Regions from separate parts of the Mus musculus genome. Here region 1 is linked to region 2. The links are chromatin contacts, found by Hi-C or POLR2A ChIA-PET in ENCODE. All regions are on one chromosome and are shown on one strand. Each heading gives the region's core, a stretch centred on a gene start or an enhancer-like site at or near the end of the contact. The rest is flanking DNA. Distances are from core to core; before and after follow the strand shown. Region 1 has its middle 33 kb from the start of 1700029H14Rik. Region 2 holds the start of Gas6 (growth arrest specific 6).

Evidence for each region. Hi-C counts contacts between places; a loop is a spot of excess contacts on that map. ChIA-PET counts read pairs that join two places held with the same protein, here RNA polymerase II (POLR2A).
Region 1: a loop to region 2 is called in a map of heart, with 5 times the contacts of the local background. The contact joins the enhancer-like site here to the promoter of Gas6 in region 2. A Hi-C loop is called at or near these places in 8 of 37 maps with a recorded cell type or tissue (gastrocnemius, heart and left cerebral cortex). POLR2A ChIA-PET finds 5 or more read pairs at or near these places in 1 of 5 experiments (Patski).

What each region holds. Positions count from the first base shown.
Region 1 is chr8:13,526,738-13,532,342 of GRCm38, reverse strand. No RefSeq gene overlaps it. Among named protein-coding and RNA genes, the nearest start is that of 1700029H14Rik, 33 kb to the left of the region's middle. Within about 2 kb of position 2,307, at least 1 of the 3 ENCODE cell types and tissues checked has a DNase peak (open chromatin) inside an H3K27ac peak, as active enhancers do; it is heart, where a contact is called at or near this core.
Region 2 is chr8:13,491,295-13,496,697 of GRCm38, reverse strand. Gas6 (growth arrest specific 6) reads left to right here and starts at 2,163. Exons shown (of 15, transcript NM_019521.2): 1 at 2,163-2,437; 2 at 2,686-2,852. The coding sequence starts at 2,359. It also overlaps a transcript of Tmem255b not described here.

The DNA.
Region 1 (5,605 bases), core at 1,058-3,557, 36 kb before region 2:
TAGATGTGTTTAAACTTAGGACCAGTGGGGACCCTGAGATATAGTCTGCTAGGCATGCGAACTCCCATTCTCTTTTGTATAACGTGCAGGAAGAATGAAAGCAGGGGTAACTGGCCAGAACTTTAAAGGCTGCAGGAGCGGCTTGTACAGCAGCTGGAGGATTCCCCAGTGAGGCAGGTACCTATTCCATCTACTCGTTTCTCTCACACCCATCTCCATGGATTCAAAGCCACATCTTGTCTCACTGAAGAGTCGACAAACTGGGGAGAGGAAAATGTCATCTCCACCCACTGGAAAGCTTTCCAGGGACCACTGAGAGCTTTCATGGGCATGACGCCAAGCGAAGAAGCCAGACAAAGAGGGAGTATGCTGTGGTTCATTTATCTCAGCCGTCTAGACCAGGCTAAGGAGCCCAGGGTAAGCCAGGAGTTGAGTTTGCCTCTGAGAAGGACCAGAGGAAACCTGGAGTCTAACCACATCTGTGTCTCTATCCAGGGAGCCTGTCAACTGTGCAGAAACATCTTAGAGATGTTAGATAAATGTATGCATGAGCACGTGAATGCTGCAGCCCTCGTTCCCCAGTACCCCAACCAGCAGGGATGAAGTCATCCATTCCTAGCCCTGGACACTCACGATCATCCTTCCTTCTGGTCTGTAACCAGCTTCTCCCAGACGCCAATGCACAGGACCCTCTCTGCTTCTGACACTGCCACCTGGTTAACTGGTATGCCCTCATTGCTTCTGGGGGACATGATCATCCTCACGGTGACAGCCTGTTGTCAAAACTTACAACCACAGCCACCTTTGAGGTCTCCTTTGAGGTAGACCTTGGTGGCTTCTACTTTGAGAATAAATAGCATCCTGAACCCCAGCACCACTGAATCCAAGAGGAATGCAAGCTTTAGGAACATCCAGAGACACTGAGCCCTCAGACATGGGCATCTTTAGATAGAGGCCAGGACATTTCAGGTCTGCTTGGACAATATGTTAGGAATTCCAAGGAAAGGACTTAGAAACAGTGCCTCTTGCTCATCTGTCTGGCCTAAGGGGCGAGCCTTTCATGTTTTATGTAACATTACAGAGGTCTGGCAGCCAGCCGACTCATGGCCAGTGACACATTTAAGAATGGGCCATGGAGCGGAAGCAGAAGCCCAGGACCTCTGCTCCTGAGCCTGGGCTGCACGCCAGATTCCCCAGGAGGTTTCCTTCCTCTACCCTATGATTTATCAGGCCAGGAGGCTGTGTCACATGGCAGCTTTAGTGACTGAAGCCCAGCCTGGGTGGCAGATAAACGGATATGGCATAAAGCCAGAACACTGCCTCCTGAGCCTGGGACTCCACTGTAGCCCAACACTCTACTTGTACATCCAGCATGGCCACAGGAGCTCATGCAGGGGACATCTAGGATGGCCCCAGGGCTATCTCAGAACCAGTCATGATTTTCTGTTAGCCAGCAACCCAGGGATAAGGAGGGAAGGCTCTGCATGGAACTCAGCTTCCCAGAGAGAAAGTCAGGATGCTAAGGGCTCTGGTGACATGAGAAGAAGATGCCTTGGCTGAGCCCCCCAGGGGCTTGGTTAGGGACCATTGGGATGCAGCTACCACTTAGAGCAGAGTCGTCGTAAATGGCAGTGCATATGTGCCATACTATTACACACTAGCTCTCAATAACCTGCAATGCAGAGGGCTGCTTCAGCCCCCACATGTCCACTCTCTGCCAATAGGCTGAGGAACAAAGACAGGATTCAAGCAGGCCAGAGCACTCCTGCAAGCAAGGCCTTGTGGCAATCTCACCATGCCTTTCCTATCCCCTGGCTCAGGAAGCCATGAGCTTGTGGAGGAATCTCTAAGACTCAGCATCCTGGGATAGTGGGGGTTGAGTAGTTGACCATGATGGTTCCCCAGTCATCTGTGGGAGTGGGGCATCCCTGGGGCTCGGTGTACAGGTGGGAATAGCATTCTCCCCAAGCCTCTTACCACCAATCAGACACCCAGGACCTTAAGGTCCTCACTTCTCATTACCCTCAGCATCTGAGGCGATAGAGGACAGGACAGAGGGTGGCTTCAGGGGCTCCATGTGTGGGACAGGAGCTTCTCCTCAAGTCTGTGGCAGATATAACCCCTCTCTTGGCTGGGTGCCTGGTAGTTGGATCCTGTGGATTCTGGCGAGGATATTCAGGGCTTGGCTCCCTCCAGCCTTGGCTTAAATCCCAGCCTCCGAAGCCTTAGCTCTGAGTCTCTGCCTAACCAAGAGCACAGTAGGCCCCACGCTGGGCCAGGCAGAGGGACACAGTGACCAGAACAGAGCACTTGATGTCAACACAACCAGTGTCAACAAGATTGGAGACAGGCCCTCGTGGGCACTGAGAGTGTGAAACCCTTGGAAAGGGACAAAGCCGCCTGCAAGAAACAGAACAAAGAGAACGGTTCCCCCATGCCAGGAACACAAAAGTGTTTGCACATGACCTGAGAGCACTTTTCATGTCCATGGATAGGGAGACTTCTAGCCTATAGGTGCCTGCCGTGGGCTCACTTCTCCCAGCCTTGGTGAAGCCACCCAGGTGTGTGGAGAACTGGCTCTGTAGATGCTGGGCCAGCTGCTGTCCAAGGAGTGCTGAGGCCTCGCCTCCTCTCAGGCTCAGGTTACGTCTCCCTGACGCCCGAGCTCCACTTCCCTCTGTCCATCCACGAGCTGGCTCACATTCAGGGTCCAGGAAGGCTCCAGCTAGGCTATGAGTGGATGAGACCACGGGTGAAGCTTCTCCCCTGTGCGGGGCTGAGGTCCCAGTGTGAGCGGGTCCAGCCCACTCCTCTGGCAGACCAGGCTGTACCCACAAGAACATTCTTCCTGGCCACAGGGCCTCCACAGAGCCCATTAAAACAGCCCTCTTGACAGCCCCACATCTCAGGAATGCAGTTGTCTTCCCAGACAACAGAATCTCAGACTTGGAGGCAGTCAGACCAGAACCCCGTGCCTCACGTGTTCTGGAATTGACAAGATAAATAACCGTCACTTCCAAGGAAAAACAAAAATTCCACTTTCCTTTTAAACACCCTGGCTACACATGTCTCTAAATCTGGAGGAACACAGAGTTTCTCTTCCAGGAATCTCCCTGGGCTTTGTGGGCCACCGCTGAGTCTGTGGCACATTCCTTCACCAGCAGAAATGGGCCCAAGTTTGTATCACTCACGTGGACAGACGGCCCTTGTTAGGGATAGGAGCATGTGTGCTCAACTGGAAGGGGTCCTGGGGTCTCAAAAAGCTGGAGGTCTACAGTGGGAAAGTACAGAGGGGACCTAGTGAGTCTGCACTGTGAGGTAGACTGCCCCCAAGCCGCTAGTGAGGTGATCTGCACCTGGCCGAGGAGCTGCGAACTCTGTCAGATTTAGATACAACAATCCCTGAGTCATGATTATGAACTATGCAGCTCAACTATCCTGAAGCAGGGGGCATGTGGATGGCTCAGGCCATCCACCCAGTGATAGGGAAACACTGGGCAGACTGGGGATAGGAGGTCTCTGCAGTGAAGCAGCAACCATGAAGTGAGGGATAGATCTCTGAGGAAGACCCACAGGCCTTGACAGGGCAGGAGGAGGGGCCGAGTGAGTGAGGTACTTGTAATGTCAGTGTTGTGGGACAGCCACACAGTGTGCCCAAAGCGAGATGTCCAGCCGTTGTCCCACTGAGGGCTCAGTGACAAAAAGATTGCACTATTCCAGCCTCAGTGCAGAAACCAAGGGTCCCTTCCAAGAATTGATGTTTTCTTGCAGTGTAAGGCCCACCAGGGTGGTACTCTCCTCTGCCAGCAAGTGGAGCTATGGATTTTTTTCTCCCCGCAAGCATCATTTTGCAGTAGAGGCAAACAGGAAGGCTGAAGGCTCTGAGACGTGGGCTCCTTGCAGAGTGTCTGGGATGAATGGGAAGGGTGAGCTGCTACACTTCTCTGGCAGTCATAAGATCCCCTCCATAGAAAAGAACAAGAGCACACACATCGGGGGCTGGAGAGCCACTGGCTGTCTCGGTGACTTTTATCTGCAGTAGTCACTCATTAAACACCCTGATTTCCCAGTACTTACTAGTACTGAGGTGACAGTCGTGTTGCCTAGCATCCTTCTACAAGGGCACCTCGAAGCACCACCACATCCTTCCTAGAGTTTCAAAACATTTTCATCACTCCAGAAAGGCGCCACATGTCTCACAAGTATGCAGCCTCCGTTCACTTCCCTGGCAATTATTACCCTTCTTCTATGTCTATGGACCGGACTTCTGTCCCAGCCACTGTTCTATTGCTGTGAAGAGACACCATGACCAAGGCAACTCTTATAAAGCGTTCCATTGGGCTTGGCTTATGGTTTCAGAGGGTCAGTCCATTATCGTCATGGTGGGTAGCATATGGCATGCAGGCAGACATGGTGCTGGAGAAAGAGCTGGGTCTACAGGCAGCAGGAAGAGACAGACAGACAGACAGACAGATGGACAGACGGACAGACGGACAGGTGGACAGACACACTGGGCCTGGTTTGGCACTCAAACCCTCAAAGCCCATGAACAGTGACAAGCTTCCTCCAACAAGGCCACACCTACTTCAACAAAGTCGAGCCTTCTAATCCTTTCAAATAGTACCACTCACTCTCTGCTGGCCAAGCATCCAAACATATGAGCTCATGGGGGCTGTTCTTATCAAACCACCACAGCCACTCTAGACATTCCACAACAAAGGAACAGTGTAGCGCACAAGCTCATATGTGGCTTCTCTCAGTGAGCGCAGAGCTCTCATGACTCATTACAGTTCTGTGCATCAGACCTCCGGTCTTCTTCATGGGTGAGTAATATTTCTAGTACAGTATAACATTATCTCTACCCATTCCTCTGTTGCTGGGTACTTGTGATATCCCCTCCCCTGGTCAGTAGTGCAGTTGTGAACATAGTATCTAAGTCTCTTCAGGATATGTTTCCATTTCTTTTGGGTATATGCATGGGAGTCAAATTGCTGGGTTTGACGATAATTTTATATTTGGTTTTGTGGGCCTGGCAGCTGTACCACATTGCACTTCTGCTAGCACAGAGTACGAGGGCATCTGGATCTCAGGCCCTCACCTGTCATGCTGAAAGGAAAGCCACAGCCATCTCCTTGACAAGGGGCAGTGTTTCTCTGTGGCCCAGATTGTTATTCTAATGACAAACGTCACTGAACATCTCTCCACATTCCCGTTGGACATGTGTAGCTCTTCAGAGGAATGTCTGTTTAAATCTGTTATCTATTTCTGCATTGAGTTTTGTCTTTTATGTAAGAATAATGTGTATTCGTGTGTATATGTATACATGTACATGTATATGTATATATATATCATAGAAATGTATAGTACTGATTAATACTAATAGCCAACTTGAAAGGATATAGAATCACCTATAACACAAACCTCAAGAGCAGCCAGAGTAGCCAGGGTTCATTTCTCTCTGCATCCTGACTGGATGTAATGTGACTGTCACTTCCCACTCTGATAACTACTGTGCTGGTGATGGATGTCCCCTGCAACTGTGAGCCAAAAGGACCCTGCCTTGCATTGTGTGTGTCAGATATTTCATCACAGTAATAAAGGTGTA
Region 2 (5,403 bases), core at 914-3,413:
AATGAAAATATGCTGGTTGAAAAGGCCAAGCAAAAAATGTGGTTAATATAGATTTATGTAATGCTAGAAATTATGAGTTAATCTGTAGTAGCAGAAGCTGTTTTCTAGACTATGGGAACACAGGGGATGGGAGGGACATTGGGAAGGAAGAATTAGCAAAGGGGACAGGCACTCTTTGGATCCTGCTGTGTCATCTTGCTACACAGGTAAACACCTGGGCCTCAGGTACATCAAAAGCTATCTTATAGACACAACTTAAAGGCATTTCCATATATCGATAAGGCTATCGAACCCCAAACAGAAACCAAACTGAATGTTGGTTTGTTTCCAGGACAACTCATTTTAAAGAAGAACAAGAGCAATCTCAGTTCAAGTGTATTGCACAGAGAAGTGGCCTTGGGGACTGTGCAGAACTGGTTCCATCCAGACACAATGCTTCCACCCAATCTCCACAGCCCACCTGAGCTTATTCCTGACAAGAGAAGCAACCAGCTTTCCTTTCTGTAGCCAGATCATTCGCAACACCCCAGATGGCTCCAACCTCCTGCCCTGTGGGGCTGAGCCTCACCATTTCCATTGCAGGGCACTTCAAATGTGAAATATTTACCCGGGTCGTTTCTTACAGGTTTCCCATGGCTGCCTTGGAAAGGGAATTGTTTGTTTGTTTGTTTGTTTGTTTCATTTGTTTTGTTTGTTGTTTGTTTGTGTTGATGACTCGGTTGAGTGCCCTCCATCCAGCCTTCCACTTCCCTCCACATTTGCTTCCTCTTTGCTCTGTTTTCTAAGCCAAATCCAGGAGGATGCTCTCTCTTCATTAAACCAACGGTCTGTATAATGTGAGGCATCTTTACTGGGATGCCCAGCAGAAAGAATGCACTGGGAATGTAGGGGAGACTGAGGTCAAGGCTAAAGGAAGCCAAAAGATCTGGATAACTCCATCGAGCTGAGGTGGTGCTGGGTCCTGGTTGTCTGAGTCACGACCACACCATAGAAGCCAGAGAAGCTGTCTCTCATGGGGGGAGGGGGGAGGAAGGGATTCAAGTAACTAGAAAAATCAAATCATCTTTCCTCCAACCTTCCACAGGTGTACAGGCAGCAGCAACTGCAGACATGCAAACCACCTGACCTCCACCCATGCCCGTTCCTCAGAACCTTCAGAAATGGCGGACCTCTACTTGGCTTGGAATGAGTGTTCGTGAATAACCAACACCACTTTTGAAAACAGTGTTCCTTCTTAAGAAAGAGCAGAAAATTAATACGGCAAATATTCATTCCAAGCACATGGTGTCTGTAGGCCTGGGGCAGCCTTAGGAAATTCGGGGTGCTCTCTGGCTTCTGAAGTTCTTGGCTTGGTTTCCTGGGAGTGCCGTGATTCTGGTCTGGAAGCAGGCACAGCTTATCCAATTTTTAATTCCCTTTCAAGATGATTCCCATGGCAGTCATTTCTCTGAAATTAAGATATTTGTTAGCCCCACCTTCAAACGGATGACCTTAAAGAAGAATTCCACCAGTATTGACCTTGTGTGCTCCCAAGAATCTGGGTTGCATTCACCCAGAAAAGAGGGGGAGGGTGACTCCTTATCCTTTTCTATCAAAATGCTGAGGTAAGGATGTCTCAGGAACATCTACCCTATTGGGTTTTGGCAGGCTGCTGCATATCTGCATTCTGTGATTGGTCTGCAAGGTGTGTGTGTGTGTGTGTGTGTGTGTGTGTGTGTGTGCATCTATGACCTTGCAAAGTGCCCTGAGACAAGAGCCAGAAAGCTTTGGTACTGGAAAATACACAATGCTGCTTTCAGCCTGTGGTGTGGAAATCAGATTTCAGAGGGAATAACATCTTGCACCGTGGACCTCCACGCCACTGGGTGTGGCCACAGTTATTGTTTCCTTAGTGGATGTTGCATCTCTTTAGAAAATGTGCCCAAGAATGAAGATTCCGAAAACGATGTCTGCAGAGGAGGATAGAAAACGGTCAAATTGTACCTGGGCAGATGCCCAGATACAATTCTCCTTTCATTTTACCGCATTCTAGCAGTGAAATTTTGAGGATACTGGAGTCGAACCAGTCAGCCTGCCTTGCCTCACCCAGCTCGGCCCCGCCCCCAAAGGCCCCGCCCTACTCACACTAGGCCCCACCCCCACCCGCCCTAAGCCCCGCCCTCACCCGCTGCCTCCTTCACGGCCCAGAACCGCAGCGAGCGCCGGGTGCGGCGCTGCCGCCGCAGGGATGTGACCTTCACCGTCGCTTAGCCAGGATGACCGGAGCCCGTGTCTCGCGGCGTCCGCGCCTCGCTTCAGCCTCCCGGGTGCTCTGACCGCACGCTCCCGGCTGCTAGGCTCCCCGGCACCGGCCTCGCCATGCCGCCACCGCCCGGGCCCGCCGCCGCCCTGGGCACTGCGCTTCTGCTGCTCCTGCTGGCTTCCGAGTCTTCTCACAGTGAGTACCGCAGGGGTCCCCCAAACCCACTACCCCGTGGTGTGGGGCTCCAGGCCTGTACCCCGGCGCAGCATCCTGGTGCCGGGTACCCCAGACACCCTGGCATCCTGTCCCCGGACCTCTGAGCTCTAGGCATCACGGACCCGGAGCATCCCAGACACACAGGCATTACGATCCCCAGCATCCCAGACCCCCTACATTCCAGCCCCGAGTGGGTGTAGGTTGACCGTACACCCTTCTTTCTGCAGCTGTGCTGTTGCGGGCGCGTGAGGCGGCGCAGTTTCTGCGGCCCAGGCAGCGCCGCGCCTACCAAGTCTTCGAGGAGGCCAAGCAGGGCCACCTGGAACGGGAGTGCGTGGAGGAGGTGTGCAGCAAAGAGGAGGCCAGAGAGGTGTTCGAGAACGACCCCGAGACGGTGAGCGTGCGCCAGGGGTCGCGGGGTGGGTCCTGGGCGTCCCAGAACCCATACTTTTGGGGGCCGCAAGTTCCGACTCCCACCCTGTGAGGGTCCAGGAGACCCGGGGACTGTCGAATCCCAAACATCCTTTCTGGAGATGTAAGGATCCTTGTGTGGACCGCACCACCACGTGCACCCCAGAACTCTTAGACACTGAGCCTTCTTCGCACCCCCTTGCACTTCTCCATTCTTGAGCCCAAGTTTCTCAGTTGACCCACAAGTCCTCTCCTCTTCAGGAGTAGAAAGCGTATCCTTGAGTGGGCTCCACTGAGATCCCTTCAGTAGACTCTGAAACTAAATCTTCCCCTACCCTCGAAAAGAAAGTACCCGTGGGAAAAATCCGCAGTGATTTGAAACTCAAAGGCTTCCTAAGACTGCCAGTCCCTTTATTGGATTGGAGGTGAGGGGTGGGGCTCCTCTTTGGTCTTCCTCCGGAGGGACCCAGGGTTTTCCTGAAAGAGGAATTGAAAGATCTCAAAGCTGGAATTGCTTGCTGCAGCAGGTCCAAAAATACGATGGCTGGAATTGTGCTAAGAACATGCATACGGGCGGGTGGGGAGCAACGTGAGGAAGAGGGCCGGCACCTGCCTCTGCAAGGGCTGTGCTGGCCCAGGACAAACTTCTATTAATAATGTCCTTGGGGAATGGAGCAGGCGTACAGCCAACTGCAGCCAGCAGCCTATGTATGCACAGGACTCTCCCCAGAAGGTGCGCGTGGGGGCTGAGTGGATTCATGAGGGGAACACACCCCAGCGTAGGGCATGCGTGAGGTTGATTGAGATCTGGACTGGCCCACGGGTCTCCGTAGTGATGCAGAGCCCCCCCCCCACTCCCCCCCCCAACACCTGCCAAATCGGTATGGTTTCACAATGTTGGGTTCCGCTGGCATTTTCCCTTCAAAGAATTCTTCTGGGGTGAAGTAAGGATCACATGATGTTAGGATGGCGCTGTGTGAGCCATTGGGGCCTTTGCTTTGACTTGTGTCTAATCGGCTGACTGGACAATCCCTGTCAAAGCTGCTTTCCTGATAGCGGTGCTACAGCTGTTGAGTGTCACCATAGCTGCTTTGGCACTGTTACCCAGTGTGGAAGCCAAGATCAGGTGACAAGCTGTGCCCCACCCCTGCTCCCCCCTCCCCCACCCCACCTCCCACCCTCCCCTCACCATGGTGCTGCCCCAGGCATCTACAGCAGGATGGGGCAGATGGCTGATCTTTTTCTACCCTTGCTGCTGCTTCTCTGTTTTGATGATTGCTCTCGACCCAATGAGTTCTGCCATCGGCATTCTAGGGTAAGTCCCAGTCCTTGGTCACCTGGGCTGTGGGCTTAGGTGACTGGTTCTGTGTGTTACAACTCCACCCTCCCATGAAGCTTCCTGCCATTCAGTGTGGACAGGGCTTGTGGTGACAAGAGTTGAGAGAGAGCAGCAAGGCCACCACCCAGCGGTGGAGTCCCGCCCCTCTGCAGCCTGCCTGCCAGGGCAGACAGGCCCAAGCTGGCCCTCCTGACTGCCTGGACAGGGAACTGCTTTTCTTAGTTAGAGTCAAGTCCCTCTGGTTTTAATTGCTTGTATGTTTTAATTATGATCTTATTTGCAAAGGTCTGAAATGAAGACATGAAAGAGAGTAATGTCCTCAGGACCCCCACCTCCTCCAAATAACTTCTCTTCGGCCATGGGAGGGTTTCCCTTTTCTGTCAGCTTTTGGGTGAAACTCCTGACTATAATGCTCCAAAGGACAGACCCCTCTGGTCCTGTCAGAGCCTGTCTCCTTCAGGGCTTGGCGTACACCTCTTCCCATCAGCGCTATCTAAAACTGTCCCTCTGTAACCCCTACACCCTAACACGTGGACTTTCCTCTCATGAGCCAGCTTGGATACCTGACCTGTGCCTCTTGCCTGCAGTATGGAAACTGTTAACCCCGGCATCCAGTCCGCACGCACCTCACGTCACCTTGCAGAGTTCCAAATCAAAGCTCTTTCCTAGCTGCTAGCACCTTGATCTGGCTGCTAGTCGCTTTTCTCCTGGCGCCACAGATACCGGGCAAGCCTCAGGAAGAGGTAGTACCAAGCTGTGCTCTGGAGTCCCCGTGATCCTCTGCAGGGACCCATGGCTGGAGCCTCCCCTACTCCATACCCCTGGGGAGACCTAAGACCCGCGCCAGTGGATATACAAGCGCCAGTCACCTTCATAGCCTCAGAAGGAAGAGTGGGAAGAGATGTAACCTTCCTGTGAAAATGCTAGGTCAGCTTTCCTGGCCTTGAAATGTAGCTCATTGTAAGATGAGGCCCATGAGATGGTCTTGACAAGAGGCGTGGCTTCGGTTTACCTGCCCCACTCTTTGTGACAATGAGAAGCTGAGGTCTGCAGATCACCTACCAGAGCAGATTCTCACAATGGTCCTCGGGAATCCTTACTGGGCTGATCTGTGAGTGAAATTTTAGGGTAAAAGGACCACGTCTGGGAATGCCAAAGATCCAGGCTGTGCTGCCTGGGTAACTCTATCCATAGA